Linked DNA regions of Mus musculus: regions 1 and 3 are each linked to region 2. Evidence: chromatin loops called from intact Hi-C (ENCODE). Cell type or tissue: gastrocnemius. All regions are shown on one strand.

Evidence for each region. Hi-C counts contacts between places; a loop is a spot of excess contacts. Peaks named below come from ENCODE experiments on the same cell type or tissue, not always from the same donor. Only the 100,000 strongest peaks of a DNase experiment are listed, where the experiment ranks them.
Region 1: a loop joins it to region 2, with 12 times the contacts of the local background. A loop is called at or near these places in 19 of 42 quality-filtered maps.
Region 3: a loop joins it to region 2, with 2.2 times the contacts of the local background. A loop is called at or near these places in 3 of 42 quality-filtered maps.

Annotation. Positions count from the first base shown.
Region 1 is chr17:57,164,892-57,169,891 of GRCm38, reverse strand. It overlaps Gm33566 (a long non-coding RNA gene), which reads right to left. Exons shown (of 7, transcript XR_876893.3): 2 at 4,724-4,789; 3 at 4,348-4,478; 4 at 3,822-3,894; 5 at 2,534-2,780; 6 at 613-798. Among named protein-coding and RNA genes, the nearest start is that of Cd70, 18 kb to the right of the region's middle. In gastrocnemius, a CTCF peak has its summit at 2,626 (motif pointing right); a DNase peak (open chromatin) is centred at 2,653; H3K4me3 peaks cover 187 bases.
Region 2 is chr17:56,995,029-57,000,028 of GRCm38, reverse strand. Clpp (caseinolytic mitochondrial matrix peptidase proteolytic subunit) reads right to left here. Exons shown (of 6, transcript NM_017393.2): 6 at 3,658-4,151. The coding sequence ends at 3,982. Alkbh7 (alkB homolog 7) reads right to left here and starts at 2,690. Exons shown (of 4, transcript NM_025538.3): 1 at 2,462-2,690; 2 at 1,467-1,640; 3 at 1,234-1,358; 4 at 689-1,099. The coding sequence starts at 2,665. The coding sequence ends at 937. It overlaps Pspn (persephin), which reads left to right. Exons shown (of 2, transcript NM_008954.3): 1 at 1-167; 2 at 256-716. The coding sequence starts at 14. The coding sequence ends at 572. In gastrocnemius, a CTCF peak has its summit at 2,925; DNase peaks (open chromatin) are centred at 2,461 and 2,743; H3K4me3 peaks cover 1,365 bases; H3K27ac peaks cover 1,869 bases.
Region 3 is chr17:57,272,312-57,277,311 of GRCm38, reverse strand. No RefSeq gene overlaps it. Among named protein-coding and RNA genes, the nearest start is that of Vav1, 4.3 kb to the left of the region's middle. In gastrocnemius, no CTCF peak of the experiment used is centred here; DNase peaks (open chromatin) are centred at 282, 1,739 and 2,119; H3K4me3 peaks cover 3,268 bases; H3K27ac peaks cover 3,351 bases.

The sequences.
Region 1 (5,000 bases), 170 kb before region 2:
AAGGCCAGCCTTGTCTATATATAACAAGTTCTGGGACAGCCAGTATTAGGGTTTTTAGGCAGAAGGAAGGATACCTTGATGAATTGAAGCAGAGGGACAAAATCACAGCATGCAACAGGCCTCATGCAAGAGTATAGGGCAGGTGGAGGATTATGCAGAGGTTGCCTCTGAGAGAGGGCCAAAGGGGAAACTGAAGGTGGGCTGTGAAGGCAGTGGCTTCTCATAAAGATGTATATATACTTCGTGCACATAGGTAGAATATACGACTTTTGTGGGGCAGTGGACCATGTTAGGAAACTTGATAAGGTAGAGCAGATCAGAGAACCCAGAACTCGGTGTCTCCCTGCTCCCTACTAAGATTCCAGGTCAGGAACACATGCCACACTCCCGACATTGGTCACATAGCCCAGAACAGAGATCTCCACACTAGAGGCCCCGAGGATTTAGCCAATAAGCTTCCCTTTGAAGACACCCCCCCCCCTCTTGCAGAGGTACTTCATGTCTGGTCCACCCCGAGAAGTGAGTACACACCCATTTCCCACAATGAACAGTCAGTAAACAGTATGGATAAACATGGACTGTCTCTCATCAAAAAGTTTTGACTGCTCTTACCTCATGCAGGTGCCTGGCAAGTATCGGGCTATGAGGAAGCCGCGGGACACTGCTCCAGGGGTGGGGGAGCACAGTCTGAGGTCTTGGGGTCAGCCAGAGCTGTCTCGTGGGTCCCTGGGTCTGCAGGAAGGCTCAGGCCATCTGGTTCTCAGGCTCTTGAGCACCAGGTAAGGTTGTGCCCATACCCTGACAATAGGAAAATGAGGAGAGGTAGGTCCCCAAAACTTTGACAAGATCAAGTTAGTGGTCCTGGTGTCCAGGAGAAAGGAGATGGGCCATCCGGATATTGTAATGACTACTCAGGGCTCCCTGTCAGAGATGACAGAGCCCAGGCCAAAGCAGTCCAATCCCCTTCGTTCATTCATTGCCTCAGAAGTCTGCTGGAGGGTGACCTGGGTCTGATGTCCCCGCTCTGTGGGGAAGGGAAGCAGACAGGAGTCAACAGCCAATGTTCCTATTTTTTTTAACTTTTTATTAATTCTTTGTGAATTTCACATCATGCATCCTAATCCCTCTTATCTCCCCCATCCCTTTGTATCTGTCCTCTGCCCTTGCAGCCTCATATGTGTGTGTGTGTGTATACACACATATATATGTGTGTGTGTGTGTGTGTTTGTGTGTGTGTGTATGCTATAGTGTGTCCCACAGTATTCCCTTTTGCCCACACATATTTACTTGCAAATGTTCACTACAGTGAGTCATTGGTCTGGTTCCAAGGCTTCTGCTACACTATCAATACTGTATCCTCACTGGGATTCCTCTCAGATGCTCTGTTGTTGCCCTGTGTCATGGAGATCCTGCAGCTTTGGATCTGCAGGACTGGCCCAGCAGTTCATGGCATAGTTGATGGGGTGGGCCAACTCATAGCCCTGGATCTGAGTCTGAGTGGGAGCTGAGTTGGTCAGCCCTCCAGCTCTCCCACACCCACACCGTGAGTAAGCACGTGTTCTCCAGCACTGCCCCACCTAACCCACCCAATGCTGCCGCCAGCGAGGGGTAGGGCCAGCTCTCCTGCTCTCCTGACCTCTAGCCAGTCCATCCAATACCACATGACCAGGGAAAAGCTCTGCCATGCTGCCCAGGAAAGGAGCAGGGCCTGCTCTCCCAAGTGCTGCAGTAGGTGAGGGGCAGGGCCAGCTCTCCCACTCTCATGACCTCCAGGCCAGCTTTTCTGCCTACCACAAGCATCTCTCCCTCACCCAAGTCACTACATGGCAGTAGTAATAGGGCCAGCTCTAGAGATAGCACACACTTTGGACATGGCCAGAAGAGCCTTCAGGGGTTAGAGAAGGCCAGGACCAGTGACTTTCCTGAACACATTTGAAGCAGTGACTCGGTGTACACTCGCATGCCTTTAATCCCAGCACTTGGGAGGCAGAGGCAGGCGGATTTCTAAGTTCAAGGCCAGCCTGGTCTACAGAGTGAGTTCCAGGACAGCCAGGGCTACACAGAGAAACCTGTCTCGAAGAAAAAAAAAAAAAAAAAAAAAAAAAACCTGAACCAAGATGGAGAGCAGTACAGGAAGATACCCAGCATTGACCTATAGCTGTACATGCACATAACCATTCACCCCAAACACAAGAACACATGCACACATTCGTCTGCACACATACACACATACACAGAACCAAGATGGAGAGCAGTACAGGAAGATACCCAGCATTGACCTATAGCTGTACATGCACATAACCATGCACCCCAAACACAAGAACACATGCACACATTTGTCTGCACACATACACACACATGTATATGCAAATGCATGCATACCAACACACTAAGACTTTCTGGTTGGGTGGGTGGGTAAGTGGTTGGTTAGTTGGTTGGTTGAATGGATGGATGGATGGATGGATGGATGGATGGATGGATGGTTTTACAAGACAGGGTTTCTCTATATAGCCCTGGCTGTCCTGGAACTCACTCTGTAGATTAGGTTGGCCTTGAACTCAGATCCACACTAAGACATTTTTTAATAGAAGCTGGTAAGGGAGGAAGGGAATGCGCTTGGATGTGGCCGGCAGGTGGCGCTGCTGGACGGAGCATTTGCAGAATGCCTGGCTGGGAATGGGGCTTGCTTGCTGCGCTCCCAAAGTTCTCTCTCTTTGGTGTCTGCTGGGAACAGCTCTCCCTGTCACAGACAGAGCTGCTGTAGGCCGTTGAGCTCCCTGCTGGGACAAACAGTGCCGGTTGTTGTCATCTTGTCAACAAAAGGGGACACCTATGAGGGTTGGAAAACCCACACCCTCCCTTGGGCAATGGAAAGAAAAAAACGGCTACAGTCACCCCACTGATTCCAGTGTTCCTGGTTCCACTGCTTATATTAAGGCCATTGCTCTGCCTTCCTGCCATCCCACCTCCCTGCCTCCCCGCTTCCCCTCCCCCACCCCCTCCCCCACCCCCTCCCCCACCCACCCCCCACCCCTAATGACAGGCACCCTGGAGCTGCAAGCCTGAATAAGCTTTCCTCCCTTTGGTTGCGCTTTCTCAGGGACTTTGTCACAGCATCAAGACTCCACCCTCTAAAACCGAGGTCCTCAGCCTATGAGTCTCGGACCTCTTTGGGGGTCGAACAACCCTTTCTCAAGGGTCACATATCAGATATTTATATTATGATTCATCACAGAAGTAGAATTACAGTTATGAAGTAGCAACAAAATAATTTTATGGTTGGAGGGTCACGGCAACACGAGGAGCTATATTAAAGGGTCCTAGCATTAGGAGGGTTGAGGACCACTGCTCGGAACCAACCCATAAATAAGCCTCTCCCTACGCAGCCCTCCTTAAGGATCAGGCCTCAAATGTTCCCCCAAACCTTACGTGTTCTTTCTGGGCCAGCAAGAAAGCACAGCAGGTAAAAACAGCTGCCCACCAAACCTGACAGCCTGAGCTCCATTCGGAGGACCCACTTGGTGGGAGGAGAGAGGCACACACATACTGCTGCTGCACATATGTATTCCCATGCCACACACACCAATACGTAAATGTTTCTTCCAATGGCTGTGAGTTCATTCTCCATATCCCATTTTATCTCCACCAAAAATTAGGCCACAAGTCACTTAATAAGGTACTCTGCTCTTGCAGCTAATCTGGCTGAGTTGTTTTAAGGCTAAAAGCCCACAGCCTCCAGTTAGCATCTCAAAGTGACACAACAGGAGGCTAGAGAAGTTGAAGTATGGGGGGGGGGGGGGGAGAAGGGAAGGGGGACTTACCCCTGTCCTTTGTTCTCAGTACTGGTACAACTCTCAGAGCATGCGTTCACATGGTAAAAAGATCACTGCAGGTCTGCACATAAATTCAGTCATAAATTGAATAAGAGGTTATAACAGAGAATGCACACGTATATATACACTAGGATCTGGCTTAACTTTCACCATTGGTTACTAGCTTGCAGTGTCATGGAAAATTTAAGGCTGTAACTAAGCCATCCTTGAAGTTTTGTTTAGACAAACCCAATCAATACCTTATCTCCTGTTTGTGCACCTAGGGTCCTGTGGTATATATCTTCTTTATAACCTTTAGTGGTTTCTGTAGCCCTAAGTTTTAGAAGTGTGCTGTTATCTCAGAAGCAATTAAGCAGTCCTGTTATAAAAGGGACTCAAACATATCTCTCTCTCTGGGTTGTCATTCTGAACAATGGTACCCTAGCATGCTGGATGTTTCTGGAAAATAAATGTTCTTTGTCTTTGCATGCTATCTGAGTGTGGAATCTTCCTTCAGCAATCTTCGGACCCTTACATCTGTGAGAGCTGAGGGTGGTGACACACATCTGAACTCAGCCCTCAGGACACCCAGGCAGGTTGGTAAGTTCCAGGCATCTGCGCTCCTGAAGGCTTGGTACCCACTGCAGCAGTTTCCATTGTGGGGTCCTGGGAAACAATTGGATGTCACCATTGTCAGTCAGGGCTTAAGGGACTGAGGATGGCCAAAAACTAGGGAGAAGGTACTAGTTAGAATAAATAGGTTATAAAGGGGAGGCACCTTTAAAGTCAACAGTCTGTCCCTTCTGTCTGTCTGCTCCTCTTACCCCTCCCCACCTTACCCCTTCCCACCTCCCCCCAACCCCCCTCACTCTCCCTCCTCCCCTTCCTCACATGCTCCCCACAACACAAACCTCTCTCTCTTTCCTGACAGTCTGCACATGAGCAGTTCTAGCCAGAGGCTTCATCGTCCAGTGAGCCTAAAAGCAACCAAGACCAACTAGCAACCATGGACTGGACCTCAAAACCACAAGCAAAATCATGCCTTCCCTGGTTTTAGGGTATTTTTGCTAAGTCAGTGGAAAGCTGATAAAGTTTGTCAATTGACTTGTCTTCTGATACGGCACTTAAGAAAACTTTAGTAGCATAATCTAAAAAGCAGCTGCTGCTGTCCGCCTCCAGTGTCTCAGC
Region 2 (5,000 bases):
ACCTGCTGTCACAATGGCTGCAGGAAGACTTCGGATCCTGTGTCTGCTGCTCCTGTCCTTGCACCCGAGCCTCGGCTGGGTCCTTGATCTTCAAGAGGCTTCTGTGGCAGATAAGCTCTCATTTGGGAAGATGGCAGAGACTAGAGGGACCTGGACGCCCCATCAGGGTAAGAATTCCTGGGGGCCTCCCGACTCCCCAATTCCTTCTCTCAAAGCCCTCACTTTGCCTTACAATCCTACTCTACCTTGCACTAGGTAACAACCATGTCCGTCTTCCAAGAGCCTTGGCTGGTTCATGCCGACTGTGGAGCCTGACCCTACCAGTGGCTGAGCTGGGCCTGGGCTATGCCTCGGAGGAGAAGGTCATCTTCCGATACTGTGCTGGCAGCTGTCCCCAAGAGGCCCATACCCAGCACAGTCTGGTACTGGCCCGGCTTCGAGGGCGGGGTCGAGCCCATGGCCGACCCTGCTGCCAGCCCACCAGCTATGCTGATGTGACCTTCCTTGATGATCAGCACCATTGGCAGCAGCTGCCTCAGCTCTCAGCTGCAGCTTGTGGCTGTGGTGGCTGAAGGAGGCCAGTCTGGTGTCTCAGAATCACAAGCATGAGACAGGCTGGGCTTTGAAAGGCTCAGGTGACATTACTAGAAATTTGCATAGGTAAAGATAAGAAGGGAAAGGACCAGGGTTTTTTGTTTCTTTCTTTGCTTGCTTGTTAGTTTTTTTTTTTTTTTAATCAGCAGTGGATGCAATAAATGATATTCTCGTGGCCTTAAGAGTGTGTGTGATCAGGTGCACCCTGGCAGCCACCATGCTATGTGAATCCTGAGACCCTGATCGTCTCTTAAGAGCCCCAGCCCTGGCAGACGGTCATTTGAAGATCCCATGACAGCATTTTCCCTACTTTATTCACAAATATGGAGGATATGTGGGAGGTCAGCAGGCTGGAGGTGGCTCTTCTGGCCTTCCTGGCCCCATCCCCTCAGGGAGGGAGCGGCAAATCACTGAGATGCGTCGGCCCCGGGGAACCCGGTGCTCCCCAAAAAATGATTCTTCATCTCTAAGGATCTCATGGGAGAAGTCATATCGGGCTGAACCCCTGCAAGAAGAGAGAAGCTGAGTGGGTGGATGGAGGGAAGACTGTCCCTTCAGCATTTCTATACTTTTTCTGAGTGGTGGTGGTGACTGTTAGAAACCCTCGGCCTCACCTGAGGACTTTGGGTTACGTCGTACCTTAAGATATAGAGAGACCCTGGCTCCAGCAACAGTTCCAGCCACTGCTCAGGTTCCTGTGTATGCACCAGCTTCATAACACTTGGAGACAACAGGGAAAGGCCAGCAATGGTAGATCCACAGAACTGGAAAAGGGGTATGTATGCTGTGTATATTGGGGTGTCAGGCTTAGTTCTGCCCCCCTGTCCACCGACAACCTAGCTAGGAGTTCTGATGGAATGCCTTCTGCCCACCTTGACACTGTCAACATGAGGCTTGATGTAGCCCCGAGGTTCCAGGTCCAACACATGTACTGGGGATAGCAGGCTCTGGTCAGGACCAAATGCAGCCGCCCGAACCCGCTGCAGGATGACCTGGCTTGCATCAGACCAGCAGGATTTCTCTGTCTCCCTGAAGCCATGGATGGCCTGAATAGAGAGCTCAAGTCATAACTGGGAACTCCCAGGACAGGAAAATGAGGTACCGAGGGGTGCAGTACAGGGCAGGCAGTCTTTCCAACTTTAGCTCATTATCAGTGAGGTTTCAACCACGCATCTGGTCTTCACGTTTCGTTTCCCAGTGGTCCCTGGTGCTGGCCACCCTAATATTCAGTATCTCGGTCTCCTGTCTCTATTTGATCCCACTCAAGTCCCTAGTGAAACTCCCAACTGCTGGCACTCCCTCTCCCAAGTCTGCTTTTTATTTCTAATCTTGTCACCAATGCCCCTGAAGTGTTCCAGAACTTCATGTCTGAAGTGACATCTTTGTCCTCACTACGCATTCCTTGGTGCCCACCAAAACCCTCCCTTCTGATTCCAGGCCCAGCCCCACACTACAGCCCCTGTTCTTAGTAAAGCCCAGCAGTGATTTGCCCCCACTGTAATACTGCGCTGCTCTGAGCTCAACGTTGCCAGTTCACCTTCTCCGGCTCTGGTCCCTTCCCCTGCTCTAAGTACCATCCACAAGCCCGCAGCAGCAGGCCTTCCCCTGGACTCAGCTCTGGCATCAAGATCAGCCCCATTCCCACAAGACCTCCTGACCAACTGTCACTCATCGAATTGCCCAGCACCCGCCATGTCCCACACCAGAGAAACTTGGTCCCACCCGAACCTACATCGGGGACTGCCCAAAACACACTGTCCCCAACCTGGCCAAGCAAGCCTAGCTCTTCACTCTACCCCTCCGAGGACCCCGCCCCCTCACTATGTCCCAGTGGGCGTCCCCTTAGCTCGCCGCTCCGCCCACTCACCGCGTCCCAGTGGTCGTACTCGTAGCGCCGGCGCCGCAGCTGGGGCTCCAGTTCGCGTGTTAGCGTGTCCTCCTCCTCCTGGCTCAGGAAGCCTGGATGCACCACGGCCTCATCACGCAGGCGGCCCAGCACGGCAGAGTCTGAGCCGCGCACCCAGGCGCACCCAGAAAGCAACCGCATCGCTAGCCTCCTGCTGCCCGCCATCTTCAGGGATTGACCACAGCAGGCTGAGCCACACCCCCGCAAGCTATTGGCTGACACCGCACCACGCCCATCAGCTACTGGCTCTATTAGCTGTGCTTTAAGTCAGTCTACCGCTTGTCCCGCCTCTCGGCCCTGAGCAAGGTCTCAAGCAGTAGGTGCAGAACTAGGGCGAACGGAGGCTGGAGGTCACGTGGGGGCAAAGCCAAGGTTAGAAGTTCAATCAGCCTAGCGCAAATTTAGCGCTTGTCAAACAGCACACCCTGGTGGAGAAAGGAGGATAACTAACTCCAAGGTCAGCCCTTGAGTTTGAGGCTAACCTGAATTTCAGATGTTGCCCACAAAATAGGACATCCAAACAAATAAGACCAAATAATACAACCCCCACCTCAAATGTTTTGTGTTAAATCTAAAAAGAGTCTACTTCCTTCCACACTAATAAACTGGGCCTAGGAAAATGGCTCAGCACTTGCTAAGAGTCTTTGGTTTGACCTCAGGACCCCCAAACATGGTGCAAGCAGAAAAAGCAACTCCTGCATTTGCGACCCTCTGACCTCCATAGGGTCATGTGGCACCTGCCTCCATCCCATAAACTGGGATCCTCTGCTTCTAGTTCTAGTAAAACTCCATAAACATGTCCTGACATTCTCTCTGGCTTCAGCTGGCTTTTGGAGCCTGCAACAAAATGCCAGGACTTTGTCACCTGGTGAGTCACCAGTGTCAGGTCTCATGGGTCTGAGGATCAACCCAAAGTTGGTGGTAGATTCTGGTAGACCCTCCACCCTAACTCTTAACTCTCTAAGGGGCCAAGCCCAGGATCGGCAGGTAAGAATGTACTCTTAAGTCCCAGCACCCACAGGGAAGCCCCAGGGGACCCAACATCCTCTTCTGGCCATGGGTACTGCACTCACCATGCACAAACCCACACATAACCAAAGATGTATGAAATCATATTTCTACCCACTGACTTTGGGGTAGTATATGGCTTAAGTCTGTTGAAGTCAGGTGTGGTGGTGTACACCTTTAATCCTAGCACTCAGGAGGTGAGGCAGGTGGGTACCTGAGTCTGAGGCTAGATTGGTTTAGTTCCAGGAGAGCCAGGGTTTGCTTACTGAAGTGGTTTGTCAAGGTGAAGGAGGCCTGCTGTCTTGGAGAAGTAATGGAAGGTGCTTCAGACATGGGACAAAGACTACAAAGATTTAATTTAAATCACAGTGTCTCAGGCAGTCTGCCCTGCTCTGAGGGCAACCTCAATCCACATCTCCTCTAGGGGTTGTTCTTGGGCCCAGCAGAGGAAGTTTCAGTCTGGTCTCCACTCCTTAGGTGCTTGTCGGGGCAGGAGGATCCGTCGGCGCTGTGGCAGTCTCCTTCTGTACCAGTTCTGGCTCATCCTCCCCGTCCTGAGGTGGGTGGACCAAGACCTTGTCCAAGATGCCAAACTCTTGGGCCTCCATGGGGCTCATGTAGCGGTCCCTCTCCATTGCTGACTCTAGGGAAAGCAGTATATGTGGGTAGGAGTAGAGGCCTGGGCTGTTTTTCCCCAAATTCCTAGGTTGAAGCCCTTACCAGTCGTGAGATGATTTATGGAGTTGTGAGGGACCCCCTACCATGGGATCTATGCTCTTATGAAGAGAGGCAAAAGTAAAAGGGCTACAAACTAAGATAATGTCTTCAAAGAAAAAAAGGAGGAGCTCTGTTGGCTGAACACTTTCCTAAGAGCCCAGGCTTCATACCTAGGAGCACCAGCAATTCCAGGAAACCAAAGGTGTAGAAGCCATTAGCATCAGGAATTGATAGCAACACAAAAATGTCACCTTCCAGGCCCTGGCTATTCCTGGCCTTCCTGCTTCCAGGACTGAGATTAGACACTCCTAGCATTTTAGCTTCCAGCCCATGATGTTTTCTTCCAGCTCCCAAGTTTCATAAGATACACTTACTCTGACAATCTTTCCCATGGGGCTGGGGAACCTCTCTGTGATTCAATCTCCTCCGTAGTAAAAAACAGGGTTTTGTTTTTGCTTTTTTTTTTTTTTCCAGACAGGATCACATGCAGCCCGGGCTAGCCTCGAAGGGACGACCTTCAACTCCTGATTCCCCCATCTGTGCTGGCCAAGTGCCGGGATGAGAGGTCTGCAGTGCTTACACCACACCAATTCAATTTTTACCGACTACTGTAATACATCAGGTCCCAGGAACTACATGGTAGGAGAGAATCGCCTCTTGAACACTGTCCCCTGAACTCCACATGTCATGGCATTCACACAACAGTAAGATGCAACTAGGAAAATGCCACGCAGTGCTAGGTGGTGGATCTTAGACTGAACATATGTGACCAGCA
Region 3 (5,000 bases), 280 kb before region 2:
AAGCCACAGCCCTCCTCCACCCTTAATTATCATACTATAAGCCCACCTTCCCTGCTGTGAGTTCTCGTCCGAGTCAAGGTCACCAGTGCCCTTCCCTGTCATTTATTAGTTGATTTGTCTAACAAATATGTACTGCTTTCCTGACCATAGCTTCTCAGGAACTAAAATTACCTTGGCAAGCAAGCCTCTCCCTGACTAACCCACCAGATTCCAAGCCGCTTCCTTAGCACCCCACCTTTTATCCTTATGGCCTCTAGGCGGCGCTAAACGGCTTCACTGGACCAGCTTGAGTCTCATTTACGCACTGAGGATATGGGTAGGGGTGGGCACAACCTGAAAACCCTCCCGTTTTGCAACCTTACAGGCGAGGACAATTTCTATCCCCTATTTTTGGCGTCTGTGACTTCCTACGCGTCCTCTCCCTCTTCTCTAAACCGGGTAACAATTTGTTTTCTTTGCACGCAGTTAGGGTAGGAAGGCCAGGCAGTGAAAACAAAACAAAAACGAGAGGCAGCTGGAGAGCGCCCACTAGGTTTCTAGATTCGAATTCCATCTCCACCACTTCCAAGCTGAGGTACATTTGCACGAATGGCTTAGTTCCTCTCGTCTCGTGCTTCGATCTCTCCATAGAGAAAATGGGGGTGAATGGTACACGTCTCATTCCTAGGAGGATGTAACTGAAAACTGAGCCGTTGAGACAAGAGAAGGCAAGCCGAATTGTCTTGGTTTACCGTAGGAGTTTAATGAGGGCTGCCTCTATTATATAGAATACTTTACTAAAGTCTCATGTAGAGCTCAGACTGACCTTGAACTTCGTGATGTATCTAAGGCTGACGCTGAAATCCTGATTCCTGCGTGCTGGGCCAGTGTACAAACGTGGCCTTTGAATAAACGTAGTATTGCCTCTCTTGCCGCAAATTCCCAACCCTCGACTTCCTCTAACTCTTCTCCAGCCATCAGGATACAGCCCCACCCCCAACCTGAGAAAAGATTCCCTCTTTCCTCGTCCTGGTCCCAAAATCCAGCCCGATCCCGTCTTTAGCGGGAGGCTGTCGCCTTTCTCACAATTCCAAACCGGGGCGGGGGCGGGCCTGGAGGAAGCTGCAGGTTTGACGCCACAGCCCCAGAGCTGCCCTGAACCGACTTGAATCCCTGGGGATTTGGAGAGACAGCCTCAACTCGTTCAGGGAGACATGGCATGTAGTAAAAGTCATTCCAGAGCTTGAGGCTGGCCCTCAGTGGGCAGGGCGCTCTCTCAGGTCAGTCCCAGCCACCACATAAACCAGATATGGCACACCTGTCATCCCGGCTCTCAAGGATCAGGAGCCTAAGTCATCCTCGGATACATAGCTGAGTGCTATAAAGGAGCTGGGAGATAGGAGAAAAAAACGAAGAGGAAAAAGAAAGAAAGCGTAAAAATCGTTCTAGTTTCCCAAACTTCAGCACTAGTGGGGCGTGGCCGTGAGGAGGTGGGGCGTCTGTTTAAAGAACTGGACAGTAAGTAAGGGCCACTTGGAGATGCCAAGGAAAAGAAATAAAGAGAACAAGACAAACACGCGCGCGCGCACATGCACAGGCGCGCGCGCACGCACACACACACACACACACACACACACACACACACACACACACAGAGGTTCAAAGGGAGCGCGGCTTCCGACGGGGACTTGTTCCAAAGGGGCTGGTTGAGCGCCTGGGAGGTTCCTATGGAGGCGGGGCCTGACGGAGAGGGCCTCGATGGGGCGGGGCTTATAGGGGCGGAGCCAGGGGCCGGGGCTGGGCACCAGCCAGGTGAGGGCAGCGGAGGCTGGGCCTAGCTGGGGTGTGGGCATTTCGCTGCTCAGCGGCTGAGCCTTCAGGTTGAGTCCCGTCGGATTCCCCGAGTCCCCTCCAGGTAAGTGAGGAGGTGGTCGTTGTAAGATCCCGGGCTCCCTACTGGTCAGGGTGGAGCCATCAGCCCTTAGGGAGAACCGGAGGATCTATCCAAGACAGTCTGCGGGCGCCGGAATAGCTCTCCAAGTGAATAGCCACGCGTCATGCGTGTCCGGGAACCCAGGCGTGTCTTAGGTGGCCCTCGCGCAGCTCCCAGCGTGTTTCCTGCTCTCTGCGGAAATACTCTTGGCTTCCACTTTCGTGTACGCCATCGCAAATCCGGATCTGCCCCTCCCTCCCTGGCTGGCTCCAAAACCTTTCCTAAACTCCCCTGTGGTCACTGGCTAAAACGGGGCGCGCCTCTTACTGAGTGGTCTCCCCTCCTGGCCTCTTTTTCTGGTCCACTCCTCACCCACATCAGCATTTTGGTCCTGTGAAAAGATCAAAATTAGCCCGTCTAACCGCCTCACTCTTCATTCTCCATACCCCACCACCACGGACCTCTCAGGCATCCCAAAACTTGCCTCAATCTAAACCTAGGTCTCAGCTCCCAAGTTACCGCCTCCTTTCATACTTAAAGAACGCCAGTCCGCGTGGGGCTGGCAATATAACTCAGCTGATGAGGGCGCTTGTCCCTAAAGCCTGCTAGCCTGAGTTCCGTCCCTGGAACGCACGTGAAGATGGAAGGAGAGAGCCTTTTCTACAGATTTGTCCTCTGACCACCATCCTCGAACCTGGGCACCCGGTCTGTCATTTAAATTAATTTTTATATAATGTAAATGAATTTGAATGTTGTTTATTTAAATAAAATTTAAATTAAAAAAAAAAAAGCCTGCTCCCCCTAGCCTTCCTTCTCGAATCTTCCTGTCTCATGGCTTAAACCAGGAGGGACCATTAGAAATTATCTTCGTTCATCTCTCTGTTGGTTGTTGGTTGTAGCTGGAATTGGGGTAACTGAGCTTCCAGGGACAGGCTGATACACAGTAGGTCTTAAATCATCCATATCAGCTTAGTGTGAAAAGTGAGACCCCCCAGATCCCAACTCCACCTGAATCTGTGGAGTGTCTGCTGGAGACTACACCCCTGAATCTTTGTGCAGCTGTGCACAGACACAGTAGACCCACAGATCTCCCTCAAGTCTGCCTATTCCCTTCCCTGTTTCCCCACCCCTACGCTCCCCCGCCCAAGTAAATTATCCCCCAAAAGACCCAGACAATGACGACTCCATCGATTGAGATTTCCAAACTTGAACTAGAGTTTGCGCCTGCCCCCATTCCTCCATTGGCTACTGGAGAAACAGAAAATTCTATATGAGGTGTGAAGTTCAGGACCATGGGGAGTGGGAGGGGGCGGAGTTACCTAGGTGACAAACAGGAAGTGTGCATATTTTGGAGCACACCTGGCTTTAGGTATGCAGCGCGTGCAGCAGCTTCCTCCTGCCTCACCCACCCCACCCCACCCCACCCCCAGGGCACAGGTCTCAGCTGAGGTCGCCTTGCCCCCCTCCCCTCTTTCCAGGAAGTAGTGACTCAAGAAGCAAGAATCCTGCTGTGCACCTCTTCCCAAAGCCTGGGCCTGGGTCACTTCTAGACTCCTAGACTCCTAGACGGCATCTGGAGATAGGGAGACAGACAGACAGACAGACAGACAGACAGACCACACACACACACACACACACACACACACACACAAAACCCTCCCATCCAATATGATTTTTCTGACGTATTTGAGACACAGGCTGACGCTTGTGAAATAATGTCTAAGACCTAAAACCTAACTATCATATACTAACAAAATTCCCAAATACATGGAGAAACTCAAAATGTAAAATTGTAGTCTCTAAGTTTGAATTTCAAATGGGGATGGGAGGAAGGAGGGCTCAGCCTGTGGTTCGGTAGTAGAGCCTAGCATGCATGAAGCCTCAGGTTCCTGACCAGCACTAAACAAGCCCAGCTTGGGGGTTCCTGCCTGTCATCCCAGCACCGGGGAGGTGGAGACAGGAGTTCAAAAGCATCCTGGGTTATATAATGAGTTCCAGCCAGCCTGGGCTACATGAGACCCTCAAAACAATAAACAAAAATTGTGTTTTGTTGGAAAGTAATATATAACATCTTACATCTTGGCAAGGAGCCCACAGATGTGCAGTTCCCATCAATAAAATCGAATATTATTGTTCAATTTTATTTTTACTGTTTGGAAAACTTTTTCAGATTGGGTCTCACTCTGTAGCCCAGACTAGCCTTGACTTAGGACCTGAGGAGGGTGGGGGGAACATTTCTATGACTGTCTGATTAAGCAAGCTTTATTTAGTCTGGCCAGATGGCTGCCTCACCCTAAGTTGGGATTTCAGAGAGCAGCCTCTCAATGGGTTCTGCCACCCCTTTTATGGGGAAGGGTTGGGACTGATAGAAGACAGCTGTTGAGAGAATTGGCTGTTAGCACCTGGACAGAAGACTGGGGCACTCGGGGCTCAAAGCTGCCTTTGAGAACTGTGAGAGAATACATCATGTGAAAAGGTGGGTGGGTATACCTTGTGGGGTTACAAGTTCAGCATAGGTTGAACAAAATGGTTTACAGGATACATTAGGTTTAGGTTTAGAAACTAGAAACTTATTCTTGTAAGGTATGGAGACTTTTTAACACATGTAGAGAGAGACATTTATACATACACATGTATATACACAAGCTTCGTCTAATGCTTGGCTGTGGGAGGCATGGAGACTTAGTAACAATATATAACAATGTGGCTCCTGCTTTGGTTTCACAGAGCTTCCTATCTCAGCCTCCAGAGTGCTGAGTTTACAGTCATAAGCAGCAGTACCCAACATAAATGATGGTAACAAAGCTAAGCATGTTACTTATGGGCAGATTTTATGTATCTATGTGTGTATATCCTCCATATGCTTTGTCTCTCCTTTGTGTGTGAGTGTGAGCCCCTTGTGGGCTGTCTACCCCTGCACAGGTGAACCCGGGCTGTATAAGAAGCTAACAGAGAACCAGTGCTCCTGCATCATTTCTGGAATACATATACATGTGTATGGATAAATGTCTCTCTCTACCTGTGTGGGGGGGTGGGTGTGTAAATGTGTGCGACCCAATGTATGCCACAAATAGGTGCAGGGCAGGAA